Linked DNA regions of Homo sapiens: all the other regions are linked to region 2. Evidence: chromatin loops called from intact Hi-C (ENCODE). Cell type or tissue: dorsolateral prefrontal cortex. All regions are shown on one strand. Each heading gives the region's core, and the rest is flanking DNA. Links, peaks and the distances in the headings are about the cores only.

What was found. Hi-C counts contacts between places; a loop is a spot of excess contacts. Peaks named below come from ENCODE experiments on the same cell type or tissue, not always from the same donor. Only the 100,000 strongest peaks of a DNase experiment are listed, where the experiment ranks them.
Region 1: a loop joins it to region 2, with 2.2 times the contacts of the local background. A loop is called at or near these places in 18 of 110 quality-filtered maps.
Region 3: it touches region 2 in a loop (2.8-fold over the local background); 36 of 110 quality-filtered maps call a loop at or near these places.

What each region holds. Positions count from the first base shown.
Region 1 is chr11:60,773,738-60,777,741 of GRCh38, forward strand. MS4A15 (membrane spanning 4-domains A15) reads left to right here. Exons shown (of 7, transcript NM_001098835.2): 6 at 100-213; 7 at 1,868-2,996. The coding sequence ends at 1,978. Among named protein-coding and RNA genes, the nearest start is that of MS4A10, 9.6 kb to the right of the region's middle. RefSeq lists enhancers at 703-1,334, 1,335-1,964, 1,965-2,594 and a silencer at 1,701-1,820. In dorsolateral prefrontal cortex, for the core only: CTCF peaks have their summits at 1,797 (motif pointing right) and 1,998; DNase peaks (open chromatin) are centred at 1,246 and 1,794; H3K4me3 peaks cover 766 bases; H3K27ac peaks cover 724 bases.
Region 2 is chr11:61,126,265-61,131,430 of GRCh38, forward strand. VPS37C (VPS37C subunit of ESCRT-I) reads right to left here. Exons shown (of 5, transcript NM_017966.5): 5 at 3,993-5,166. CD5 (CD5 molecule) reads left to right here. Exons shown (of 11, transcript NM_014207.4): 11 at 24-1,588. Among named protein-coding and RNA genes, the nearest start is that of CD5, 26 kb to the left of the region's middle. RefSeq lists an enhancer at 3,533-3,827. In dorsolateral prefrontal cortex, for the core only: CTCF peaks have their summits at 3,687 and 3,889; DNase peaks (open chromatin) are centred at 3,410 and 3,677; H3K4me3 peaks cover 300 bases; H3K27ac peaks cover 1,014 bases.
Region 3 is chr11:60,923,199-60,927,202 of GRCh38, forward strand. It overlaps TMEM132A (transmembrane protein 132A), which reads left to right and starts at 1,262. Exons shown (of 11, transcript NM_178031.3): 1 at 1,262-1,535. The coding sequence starts at 1,436. LOC124902676 (a long non-coding RNA gene) reads right to left here and starts at 2,199. Exons shown (of 2, transcript XR_007062688.1): 1 at 2,021-2,199. TMEM109 (transmembrane protein 109) reads left to right here. Exons shown (of 4, transcript NM_024092.3): 4 at 1-245. RefSeq lists silencers at 1,158-1,517, 1,578-1,797, 1,838-1,907. In dorsolateral prefrontal cortex, for the core only: a CTCF peak has its summit at 1,274; a DNase peak (open chromatin) is centred at 1,223; H3K4me3 peaks cover 2,471 bases; H3K27ac peaks cover 2,472 bases.

The DNA.
Region 1 (4,004 bases), core at 292-2,791, 350 kb before region 2:
TCCCAACTAGCCGCATGACCTTGGGCAAGTGGTTCTCACTCGGGGGACCCCCTTACTCTAGAACTCTGGGCTCACCTTTCTGTGGGTTTTGGTCCCCAGGATGTGGACAGGGGCTATCTGGCCGTGCTTACTATCTTCACTGTCCTGGAGTTCTTCACAGCGGTCATTGCCATGCACTTCGGGTGCCAAGCCATCCATGCCCAGGCCAGTGCAGTGAGTACCCCCACCCCCACCCCCACGTCCACTAAACCTGAGCTGAGCCTGTGTGGAAGGCAGTTGGCTGGGAGCGCGCTCTGCCTCCAGACCCCTCCCTCTGCACTCTGGGAAGCAATAAGAAGAGACAGCGCTAGGAAGGGTGTCCCATCCATGTCAGGGGGCCCAAAGAAGTCTTTGGGCTGGGCATGGTGACTCACACCCATAACCCCAGCACTTTGAAAAATGAGATGGGAGGATCTCTTGAGCCCTGGAGTTTGAGACAAGCCTGGGCAACATAAAAAGATCCTATCGCTACAAAAAAAAATGTATTTTTAATTAGCCATGTGTGATGGTACGTGCCTGTACTCCTAGCTAGTTGGGAGGCTGAGGCAGGAGGATCGCTTGAGCCCAGGAGGTTGAGGCTGCAGTGAGCTATGATCACACCACTGCCCTTCAGCCTGGGTGACAGAGGAAGGCTGTCTCTAAAACCAAAACAAAACCAAAGACGTCTTCGCAGGTCAGTGAAGACAGGACTGCTCTCCCCGTGGCACTGGGTGCACCAGCACCCACAGGGCCACTGCTCTGTGCAGCCCCACAGGCAGCCTTGCAGAATAGAAGGCCCAGGCTCAGGGCATGGGGGCAGTGCTGCACCCAGAGGAGTGAGACTTTTTGGAGTTCCCAGGCCACATGGGAGACAGGGGCATCAGGGAGGGCAGCATGATAGAGATGGAAATTAAGCTTTGATTTCCAAAAAAAATGGAGGACAGTGATGACAGAAAGGGGCTGGAGGGAGTGTTCAAGGCAGGGGAACCAGTTGGAGCAAAGGCTGCCTCGGGCAGGCAAATGCAGGCCACAGGGTGGGGTGCCCTTGGCAGGTGCACGATGGGATGCATTGAGGGTGAGGGGATTGAAGGTCTGAGCAGGGGAGTGAGCTGGTTGAGGGAAATCAGTCAAGAGGATTTGTCCAGTGCCGGAAGGTGGAGAGGGTGGACAAGCGGGGCTCGAGGCCAGGAAGCTGCAAGGAGGCTGGTGCCACGGTGCAGGCAAGAGAGAGCGAAGTCCTGAACCAGGCCAGGGCAGTCGGGAGAGAAAGAACAGCAGAGCCGGACGTGGTGGCTCATGCCTGTAACCCCGGCACTTTGGGAGGCCGAGGCGGGCAGATCATCTGAGGTCAGGAGTTCAAGACCAGCCTGGCCAACATGATGAAACCCCGTCTCTACTAAAAATACAAAAAATTACCTGGGCATGGTGGCAGGCGCCTATAATCCCAGCTACTCGGGAGGCTGAGGCAGGAGAATAGCTTGAACCCAAGAGGCGGAGGTTGCAGTGAGCCGAGATCACGCCATTGCACTCCAGCCTGGGCAACAAGAGCAAAACTCTGTCTCAAAAAAAAAAAGAAAAGAAAAAAAAGAACAGCAGAACGTTAGCGCCTGGAGAAATGGGACTTTTGTCTGTTTTGTTCACTGCTGTACTCCCAATGCCTGGATCATAGCTGGCCCCAGTAAATGTTGTTTGAAATATTGGTTGCACGGAGAGCCCTGAGCATGCGATTCAGACTTGCGGAATTCAGTACCAGGGCGCTGTTCTCAGATTACCCACAAGGGGGCACTATTGAACCACTACCCTGAAGCTCCAGCGTCCTCCAGGACGCTCAGTGCTGTTTTCTTTGCAGCCTGTGATCTTCCTGCCAAACGCCTTCAGCGCAGACTTCAACATCCCCAGCCCGGCAGCCTCTGCGCCCCCTGCCTATGACAATGTGGCATATGCCCAAGGAGTCGTCTGAGTAGCAGATGTGGCACCTGCGGGTGGAGTCCAGCCTTTTCCCTCTGGGCCCAGCCTCTCCCCACCCCCACCTTGTTCATCAGGGGCCAGCCCCATCCCAGCTGCCCTCCCTCACCACATCTACACATACTCCGGCATCTGAGTGAAGTGTCCCCAGGGACATCTCTCCCACACTTTCCCCAGTGCTTTCTTTCTAAAAGACACCGGGCTGACGTCAGGGGTGTGTGTCCTTCAGCTCCCTGAGCCCTGTCACCCTTCCAGGACACCCACCTTGTGCATCTAAGCATTTCTCTGCTCATTGGGGAAATCCTGGCCTCATTGGAGACTCAGGTTCGAGGCCTGCCCTGACCCTCGGGCCTCGGGAAGGTCAGAGAGCCCGGAATCCTCCAGAATGGAAGAGTCTGACTCTGGCATTCCACAGAGGTGCCGATACCAGGCCAAGGCCTCACAGCAGGGTAGTGGCCTGGCCGCAGGTCTCCTGGCCCCAAGATCAGCTCTGTCCTTTGTCATCTGTTGCCACATCCATGGAACTCAGGTTTCCTATTTGGAAACTAGAGTGTTGAACCAGATAAGGTTCATCAGGCCCTTCCAGCTCCCCAGGCTCCCTGAAGTCCTGGGTCTAGGCCAGGCATTGTCCCCCTGCTTCCTGGAAACCCTCATTTTCCTTGTCTGTAATATGAAGTCAGCATTGGCCCCGCCCCCCACCCCCTACCATCTCCCAATGGAGGGGAGGTTGCAGGGGAGAGCTGCCGCCAGCCCACTCCTGAGGCACCACCACAGTCAGCATCGACAGGGGCACAGCAGTGGCAGTTTGGGACCTCCCTGTGCCTCTCAGCACTCCCTTCCCCACCCCCATAGCCCAAGGACAAGGCTACCACAGAAGGTTACCACAGGACCTGGGCTTCGTCTCCAGGGGACAAGGAGACACTGTCAGCCTGGTGTTCACCAGGCCTGGTAGATGAGATGGCTTGTCTCATCCACACCACAGAAGGAAATAAACCATGTGGCTTAAATTTTGAGCTGGTCTTGTTGCAATGACTTTTTCTTTTTAACCTCAGGGGCTTCCAAGGGTCATCCCATGTTTATCAGAGGACCTGGGTAACTATCCCACTGTCACAAAAGGGCACCTCTGGGTGCCTCGCTCTGTGTGGTGTAATCCTTACACTTACTCTGTCCCCATCTCGGTTCAAACAAACATGCCTTCATATCCCCACTCCACAACTAAGGACACTGAAGCTTAAAGGTGTTAAATTATATGCCCAAGGCCACCGAGCTAGTTAGGAGCAAAACTGGGATCCAAACCTAGTTCCATGTGACGTCAGAGTCCGTGTTCTCACCACTTGGTCTCCCCTTAGTACAAACCTAAGTGCTTCCCACCAACCCCTTTTCCTCCTTCCTTCTGTTTCTTCATCCCCAAAACTAAGGCAGGGCTGCATTCCTCAACACACTCACTTCTTCTTCACCCAACAAACTCCCCCTCCTCCTTTAAGGCCCTATTTAAACGTTGCCCCTTCTGTGAAGTCTTCCCAAAGGAAGGGTGGTCCACGTGGTAGCTAAGTGCCGTGACCACAACACTGGAATGAGGGTGGGGCAAGGGAGGTGCCATTCAAGGGGACATTCACTCTCAGGATCATGCCAGTGCAGAGTTGGTGTAAGGGGTACAACAAGCTTTGGCTTTTACAATCAAGAAAGGAGACTCGAGGATTTAGAGCTTTCAGTTTAAGATCATTAAGTATAGAGTTGGAGGAAATGTACTTGAAGATTTAGGACCAGTTTTCTTGCCATATAAAGGAGACTAGAGACATTTCAGAACTGAGGGGAGGAGTTGGGGGAGAGAGAGGGAGAAAAAGAGAGAGGTTAGCCCCAAGCTGGGATTGCTTCCCTCTCTCCTCTGCTGACCAAATCCCTCAGGAAGTGTGTAGGCCAAAAACCACAGGTCCATTAAGAGGAATTAGAGACTACAAGGTCACTAGAGATGTCCCATATTCAGACAGCATGGAGCCACAACATAAAGATGGCTGGGGACT
Region 2 (5,166 bases), core at 2,667-5,166:
CACGTTTCCTTCTCACCCCACAGAACTGGGATCCATGAGCAAAAAGCCGAGAGCCAGACCTGTTTGTCCTGAGAAAACTGTCCGCTCTTCACTTGAAATCATGTCCCTATTTCTACCCCGGCCAGAACATGGACAGAGGCCAGAAGCCTTCCGGACAGGCGCTGCTGCCCCGAGTGGCAGGCCAGCTCACACTCTGCTGCACAACAGCTCGGCCGCCCCTCCACTTGTGGAAGCTGTGGTGGGCAGAGCCCCAAAACAAGCAGCCTTCCAACTAGAGACTCGGGGGTGTCTGAAGGGGGCCCCCTTTCCCTGCCCGCTGGGGAGCGGCGTCTCAGTGAAATCGGCTTTCTCCTCAGACTCTGTCCCTGGTAAGGAGTGACAAGGAAGCTCACAGCTGGGCGAGTGCATTTTGAATAGTTTTTTGTAAGTAGTGCTTTTCCTCCTTCCTGACAAATCGAGCGCTTTGGCCTCTTCTGTGCAGCATCCACCCCTGCGGATCCCTCTGGGGAGGACAGGAAGGGGACTCCCGGAGACCTCTGCAGCCGTGGTGGTCAGAGGCTGCTCACCTGAGCACAAAGACAGCTCTGCACATTCACCGCAGCTGCCAGCCAGGGGTCTGGGTGGGCACCACCCTGACCCACAGCGTCACCCCACTCCCTCTGTCTTATGACTCCCCTCCCCAACCCCCTCATCTAAAGACACCTTCCTTTCCACTGGCTGTCAAGCCCACAGGGCACCAGTGCCACCCAGGGCCCGGCACAAAGGGGCGCCTAGTAAACCTTAACCAACTTGGTTTTTTGCTTCACCCAGCAATTAAAAGTCCCAAGCTGAGGTAGTTTCAGTCCATCACAGTTCATCTTCTAACCCAAGAGTCAGAGATGGGGCTGGTCATGTTCCTTTGGTTTGAATAACTCCCTTGACGAAAACAGACTCCTCTAGTACTTGGAGATCTTGGACGTACACCTAATCCCATGGGGCCTCGGCTTCCTTAACTGCAAGTGAGAAGAGGAGGTCTACCCAGGAGCCTCGGGTCTGATCAAGGGAGAGGCCAGGCGCAGCTCACTGCGGCGGCTCCCTAAGAAGGTGAAGCAACATGGGAACACATCCTAAGACAGGTCCTTTCTCCACGCCATTTGATGCTGTATCTCCTGGGAGCACAGGCATCAATGGTCCAAGCCGCATAATAAGTCTGGAAGAGCAAAAGGGAGTTACTAGGATATGGGGTGGGCTGCTCCCAGAATCTGCTCAGCTTTCTGCCCCCACCAACACCCTCCAACCAGGCCTTGCCTTCTGAGAGCCCCCGTGGCCAAGCCCAGGTCACAGATCTTCCCCCGACCATGCTGGGAATCCAGAAACAGGGACCCCATTTGTCTTCCCATATCTGGTGGAGGTGAGGGGGCTCCTCAAAAGGGAACTGAGAGGCTGCTCTTAGGGAGGGCAAAGGTTCGGGGGCAGCCAGTGTCTCCCATCAGTGCCTTTTTTAATAAAAGCTCTTTCATCTATAGTTTGGCCACCATACAGTGGCCTCAAAGCAACCATGGCCTACTTAAAAACCAAACCAAAAATAAAGAGTTTAGTTGAGGAGAAATGAGCCTTTAGAAAACTGTTTTTCAAGGGTTGGCTGACTTGGGTGATGCATTTCAAAAAGATGTTTGGTGATGCGATGGAATAGAAGCACTTTAGTCTTCAACGTGCCATTGTCAAGTTCCTGCCTTGGCTGGTGAAGGCAACCCACTGCTCCCCCAGCCAGTGCTCGGGGGCTGGTGTCCACATCCCTTGGTAGAGGACGCGCTGCCGTGACCTGGACAACCTCCCCGTTCCTGCATCCCAGCAACCTGCTAGAGCAGGGCCAGCCCTTCCACTCACCTGTGTGTCCCTCAAACCCTGCCCATTCCGTAAATTATGTTCCTGCGTAAATCATGTGACCTGGCCAATGAGTGGGCGTGCAACCCCTGATTCTAGCACATTAGGTCAAGGATACCAAGGACCAAAAAGTCTAGCTTTCACACTGCCATGTGCCCAAGCATGGTGGCTCGTGCCTGTAATCCCAGCACTTTGGGAGACCAAGGTGGAAGGATTGCTTGAAGCCAGGAGTTCCAGACCAGCCTGGGCAACAAAGTGAGACCCCAGCTCTACCAAAAAAAGGAGTTTTTTAATTAGCTGAGCATGGTAGCACATGCCTATAGTCTGTTATTCATGAGGCTGGTGCAGGAGGATCACTTGAGGCCAGGAGTTTAAGGCTGCAGTGAGCCATGATCTTGCCATTGCACTCCAGCCTGGGCAACAGGCTTTTTTTTTTTTTTTCCAAAAAAACCATATATATACAAATAATTAGCCAGGCATGGTGGCACACACCTGTAATCCCAGCTACTCAAGAGGCTGAGGCAGGAGAATCACTTGAACCCGGGAGGCGGAGGTTGCAGTGAGCTGAGATGGCGCCAATACACTCCAGCCTGGGAGCCAGATGAGTGAGATTCTGTCTCAAAAAAAAAAAAGTTATCATGCACCCAGGGATCTGGGAGTACAGAGCGGAACAGAGAGCTGTAAGGACATGACATTTATATGGCCTCACCACATCCAGCAGAGCAAAGTGTCCTAAGCTAGGAATCTCTTGAGACTCTAAATTTGATGCTCAGGGTCTGTCCCCCTGCAGCGGGAGGCCCACTGTAGTCTGGTGAAAAGCAGCCAGTGATCTCCCAGGGATGCAGGGAGGGAGGCGTGAGGAGCGCCTGTGTGTGCTGCCCTCTGAGGTGAGGTGGCCAGGGAGAGGGGGAAGCAAAGAGCACAGGGTGGGACACGCGGGCTGACCAGCTGAGGCAGCTCATGATGGTCCTTTCTTAGAAAGTCAGCCCCTCCGTGCCCCCTGCCACCACTCTGGCACCAACCCAAGGCAGGTGACCTGACTATGCGCCTAGAGGGAGATTTGCAGCCTCTTCCTACAAAGCCAAATTGCTTCCAGCTGTCCCTGATGTCCTGTGTCCTCAGCCTTGGACACCTGCAAGGCAAAGCCAGAGTTCAGCTGGGGGTGAAGGGCAGTAAACGTTTGACCAGAGCCCAGAGACTCTCAGCTCTGTCCTCGGGAGGCACTTCTGGCACCACCAAGGCAGGGGGAAGGAGCCCCTGCAGCCTCTGAAATCCAACCGACCCAGTCCAAGTCCCACCTCCTCCTAAGGCTGTGCAACCCGCTCACCGAACCACCTGCCCTGTGGTTTCCTCCCATTTAAACTGGGGATGAAAGGGCTGTTGCGAGGACTCCAGGACATAATGCGCCTGAAAGCACAGTACAGCCTGCAGCCATAGCGACTTCAGGGCATCTCTAGGCATCCTCCACAGGTGGCCGCCCGGTCACCTTGCGGGGAAGGAGAGGCGGAGGGCTGACATGAGGGACTGTTAGAAGCCTGGTCTTCAGACTCCCTCCAAGCTGCCCTTCCTGCTGAGCTGAAGACGCCCTCCCTGGCCTCGGGATAGGCAGCTCAGCAGCAGAGGCGACGCTGGGGAGGGAGGCAGGCTGGGCCAAGGCCTAGAAGACTGTTGGTGCCGCAGCCAGTTTAGCGGCCTGCTGTTCCTCTGAGCCCATCCTGCAAGCCCAGGTTAGAATTAGATGGCTCACAGACAGGCCCACACGCCGACATCCCGCCAGCCCGGCAGGTGGCAGGAACGCAGCACCTCCCGAGCAGGCTGAGGACCAGACGCCCCCTCGTGGCATCCTGTGGCCTTGCATGCCATTGCTCTCAGTCCAGGACCAGGCAAACGTAGGCTCCAATAGGAAAACGGCTAAGAAAGAAAGCGGAAGAGCGGGAGAGGGAAGGTAAATACTCCCAGGGCCAGCCCTGGGGCGAGCGGGCAAGGGAGGGCTGACATCCAGACGGATGGGGCTTTGGGATGTGAATCACAGAGGCCCCTCCAGAGAGCACGATCTGAAGGCTGCAGAAGAGTTCAAGGCACCCACATGCAGCCACGTCTTCACTCAAACCCAGCAACACCACACCACATGTGACTCATCAAAGTTTATTATGGCAATTAATTACACAAACATACAGGCGGTCGGTCATCCAGCTCAGAAGCACTCAAACCAGTAGAGTCCATTAGTGATTTCTCTTTATAAATAACTTAGGAGAAGCAAGCACATTTGGTAAAGAACCGGCAGCGCTGACCTAGCGTCACGCGGATGGCACATAGGCCGGGGAGGGGCAGGCACCAGAAGGTCAAGGTCCCTCCTTGGCCCCAGCAGCCCCGGGCCCACCAGATGCTGCGTCCTCAGGTAGTGGACATTTCAAGGCACGTACAACTTCCTAAGCAATAGCAGCTCCAGGCTCTTCCCTGAGACCTGGTTTACCTCTGGAACAACCAAGTTAACACTCATCACACCCCCTTTGTCTATTGTATTCATTCTTATTACTGAACATGCCCCAAACCCCACAGTGCAGGGGGCTGCATATTAAACAGAGACATAATCCCCACCCTTTACATTCTGAAGACAGGGAGGTGTGAAAAAATTGCCCCTAATGTAGTGATGGTGTTTTTTAAAAAGCACCATTTGGGAAGTAAAGTTAGGGCCTCTTTTGATGCCTGTCTTAGGATGGACACTGGGGGTGGGAGGATTACATCAACAGAGTGAGAAGGGGAGGGGAAGGGAGGGGGCTGCTTGTGAATGAGATTCAAGGCACTAAAGGAGTGGATGGATGCGTGGGCCTCGGGCAAAGTCGCCCTAAAGTGGGGACCCCAGAGGAGAGAAGGGAGGGTGGCTGGGGAGGTGACCTGGCCCTCCAATCCTAAACAAGCCCCAATGTGACCACAATCTCCAGGGCTAGAGCTGCCCGCTTCCCTCTGGCCAGAGGGCCCAAGGCAGCCCCCTGGGTTCTCCAACCACTGCAAGCAAGGTCTGGGGACAACCTTGACAACCCCCAGCCTTCTTGCTGGGCTGGCGCTGCTGCCACTCAAATAGGACATAGGACAAGCTTGTCTGACATCAGCTACTGGAGTTAAATTATGGCTTTATAGGACTCAAACCTGTTGTTTTTCCCAACTCTGTTCTCTCCCTCCAATCCAACCCCTGCCACAGTGCATGGGCAGGCTAGCCTTGAATGGACTGGACAGACACCAACAGCTGCATCCCTTGGCATGGGGCTCCATGTCAAATATGCCAAACCCCAGGGGAGATGGAGG
Region 3 (4,004 bases), core at 292-2,791, 210 kb before region 2:
TCCACCAGGGTACCCTGTCTTGGTGGTTAGGGGCCACTTTTCCTTTGAGGCTCTAGTGGAGGTGGATGTCCTTCTCTGCCAGGCTTGGCACATGATGTGAAGAATAAATGCCCAATTCTTACTGTTCAGGTTTGATGTGGAATCACAGCTGCAGTGATATATATTTTTTATCAGTGCTTGGTTGGTTTTAAATAAAGTGCACGCTATTTTATTATCTTGTTCTGAATAAAATGTATTTACTCCAAGTCTGGATTGCTTCCATGTCTCCTCTACTGCTAAACCCATTTCTGTAGTGCAGCTCCGCCTCCCAATTTCTCCCTGTGGGGGCAGTGTGAAGCTGGCAGAGGGGAGAGCTGAAAAGGCAGGCTGGTACCAGGTACCCTTCCCTCCAGGAGCACAAGGAATTAGGAAAGCATGCCCCCATTACAAAACGTAGGAACGACTGGCACTGCTGGAAATGCGTGTGCTTGCTGGGCAGAGGGGTCACCCCTTCCCTGCAGTGTGCTGAGGTGGGTGGGCAGCCTGGAGAAGACTTGCCTGCCCTCCCCTTCACCACCCACCTGAGGACTTTCCTGTGCCAAGGTTTCCAGTCGGCCCACAGGCTGGACCAATTTTGCGGAGGGCCTCAGACATAATTTTTTCTTTGTAAGCTGCCCAGGGCATGAGAGTGTGCAGCTGGGGCCCCTGCTCTGGGCCTCTCCCCAAACTGCCTGGTAGGCAACACTGGGTCAGGACCCTTGAGGCTGGCCTTCCCTCGGGAGTGTTGGGCAACCCTCAACCCTCCTAAGCGCTGCAGGACGCTGCCCAGGTGGAGCTGGTCAAGAGACTAGAGCTGCCTGCACCTAGAGCCCTTCCTCCACGGCGGTGGCCTAGCTCTGTCAGGGCAGGCTCAGGTGGTTGGCATCTGGCCCCGTTTGACCCCCTCCCTCCTTTCCTGTCCCTGCAGCTCCCGTCCCATGTGTCCCTGAATTCTGGTTCTGACTCAGGTGTCAGATGCCTTCACAAGTGAGCTGCTTGTGGGGGTGGGTGAGGCAGAGAAAGTGGCTTTTTCTTCCCTGATCAGAAGCTTCCGTGAGGGAGCCACACAGAACTCACCGAGTCCCTCCTGGCAGAGGCGGCCGTCCTCTGTTGCTTCCAGGGACGTGGCCCTCTTCCCGACCTCGGTCGCCTGAGCGCGCAGGGATTGGGGATCCGTAGGGCACTAGGACCCGGCGGGGCGGAGGGGGCAGCCCATGTGCTGCGATTCGCTCCCTCCCACCCCACTGCTCCCGCTCCATTGTCTGGGAATTGCAGCCGCGGGGCGGGCGGCGGCGGCGGCGGCGGCGGCCGGGACCCAGCGGGCCAGGTGGGGACGGCGCGGAGCGGGTGCGGGAGATGCCGTGCGGGACTGGGGCCACCTGAGCCGCCCGCCTCGTCCCCGCCTTCTGTGGGAAGGATGTGCGCGCGGATGGCCGGTCGCACAACAGCGGCCCCTCGGGGGCCCTACGGCCCCTGGCTCTGCCTCCTGGTGGCCCTCGCCCTGGACGTCGTGAGAGGTCAGCGGGAGGGGAGGGCCGGGGCGAGGGGCGGCCGGGCCCGGCCGAGTGGGAGCGAGTGATGCCCGGGAGCCACCAACCTTTGGGTTCTCGGACTGAACCCTGAGCGGGGTCGCCCCGCAGCGCCCTGAAGGTCGGAGAGTTCTTGCCCTCGGGAACCTGCCCCCAGCCACTCGCCCCTAAGGCTTCCTTCACCTTGCACGACCCGGCAACTCCTTCCTGACCCGGGGCAGCCCGGCGCAGGGGCTTCCCCGTCCCGCACCTTCTGCGAGGGACCCCTCAGCCCGGGCATCGAACCCGGCGGCCCCGGTCCCGGGCGCACTAGCGTCATCCCCACTCCCTCACTGTGGTCTGTAGCGCTGCACCCTCCTAGCCTCCTTCCGCCGCCACCAACCCACCCCCCTCGGGAGTGGAAAGCAGCCCCTTTGCCTGGGACCTGCAACAGACGCAAGCCCTCCCTCCCCCTTCCCCCAGGGCTCCCTGACCTTGGCGTCTCCAGGGATGGCCGCATCCTTGCCTTCCAGAACCTTTGAGAGGATTCCTGTCACTGCGGGAAAGGGCAGCAACTTCCCTGTGCTTCGGGGTGGGGGTCGGACTCCCTTGGCCTGGGCTAGCTGGGCTGTGGCTGCAAGGCAAAGGATGCCACAGAAGACAGAGGGACAGTGAAACATTCTCTGCCCTCCCCACCGAGAGAGCCGAGCGCTGGGTGATGGGAGTCCGTGGGAGTCAGGCTAAGAGCATCTTGTAATTATGGAGGCAATGGAGTAGGAGGCGAACCTGAAGCCAGTGGCTGCCCCCAGAGAGCAGTGGTCACTTGTTACGCTTGGGGCAGGGGGCAGGGAGAGCCTGTCAGTCATATGCTCCTTGGTGGGGAGGGCCAGGAAGGAGGTTGAAACCAATTCCCCCACCCCCACCCACAGTCCAGCTGTGGGGCTGAGAGGGAGCTAGCTGTGGGGTTGCTTTCAGCCACCTGCTCCCCATCCCGAGGGACGCCATGGGAGTCCTAATAGAGAGAGGAGGAAAACCTTGTCAAATCCATTATGCAGCAGCAATAATGCCTGCTCCCTCCAGACAGCACTCCACAGTTTACACAGCCCTGTCCTGTCCACAGTGCCACCTAATGCTCCTGCCCCTTTTACAAGTGAGGAAACAGGCTTCAAAATGTTAATGCCTGACCCAAGTTTCATCAATTTAAATTCAGGTCTCCAGGCTCCCAGGAAATCCTCTCTAGGGAGCGCTTCCTAGTTTGGGGGAATTCCAGGATGAGCAAGACAGGGTCCCTTGTTTATAGGAAGATTACTAATTCAGAGGAGGCACCCAGGGTTGCAAAAGACAGGAGACTGGTGGGAAGGTGAGTAACCAAGGAGGGCTTCCTTCAGAAGGAGGCAGTATTCACTCATGGCCCTGAATGAGGAGGGAGGTGCCACCGGGCAGAGCAGAGGAGAGGAGGTGCGCTCCAGGGCATGAAGCCTGCAGGGTGCACCGTGGCAGTGGAGAGTGGAGAGAGAAGTGGCAGGTGGAGACGCCGGATGGTCTAGTGGCTAATACCTGGGATCAACCCCCAGCTCCTTCACTCTCCAGCTGTGGAACCACAGGCAAATACCTTAACCTCTCGGCCTCATTTTCTACATCCACAAAATGGGATTCATCATAATAGAACCTGGTTCACAGAATTATTACAAAGACTCAAAGAGTTCATATACATACAGTATTTAAATTCTCACCTGCATATAGCATTCACAAAATGCTAATTATTATTATTAGTGCTCATAGTTAGAGCAAACCAATATGGCTTAGTGCTCCTTTGTCCTTCTGATGATTGACTATTTTGACTGTCTTCCCCAGGCTCCTGGTCCCCACCCCACCCCCAGGGCAAGCAAGTGCCTTCACAGACCTCTTCAGCACCTTCCGCGCCCGCCCATCCCACACTTGCACTCGATACCAGTCGGTTCAGGGAAGAAGGGAGCAAGCTTGGAAAGATGGTGCAGGTTGCCATGGCAATGATGGGGGAGGAGGGGTGGATGCCCAGCAGAGCCTGGCCAAGGATTCAGGGCAGAGAAAGCTCACTTCATTACCATATTTTACTACACTGGCCCAGTCTGCCGACGGTTGCACCCCAGAAGTGCCTTGGTATCAGAGGCGAGTAGATGGAGGGCAGGAGTTGGGGAAAAGGAGACATTGAGAAGGCTGTTGGCGAGAAGAAGGCCAAGGTCTGTGGAAAGTAGAAGGAATAGCTGGGAAGCATCCAGTCCTGGACTCAGATTCGAATCCTGGCTTTGCTACATACTACCTGTGTGAGGCTCTTTAAGCCTCAGTGACCTCATCTGTGAAATGGTGGTGAGAGGGGAAGGGACATTTACAGCCCTTTTCTCCCTCCCTTGCCCACAACTACTGTGCCCCAGCATGGCACCCGGGTCAGCCCCTGCCAGCTCTGGAGCTGTCATCATCTCTCCCTCTTATGCCTCTTCA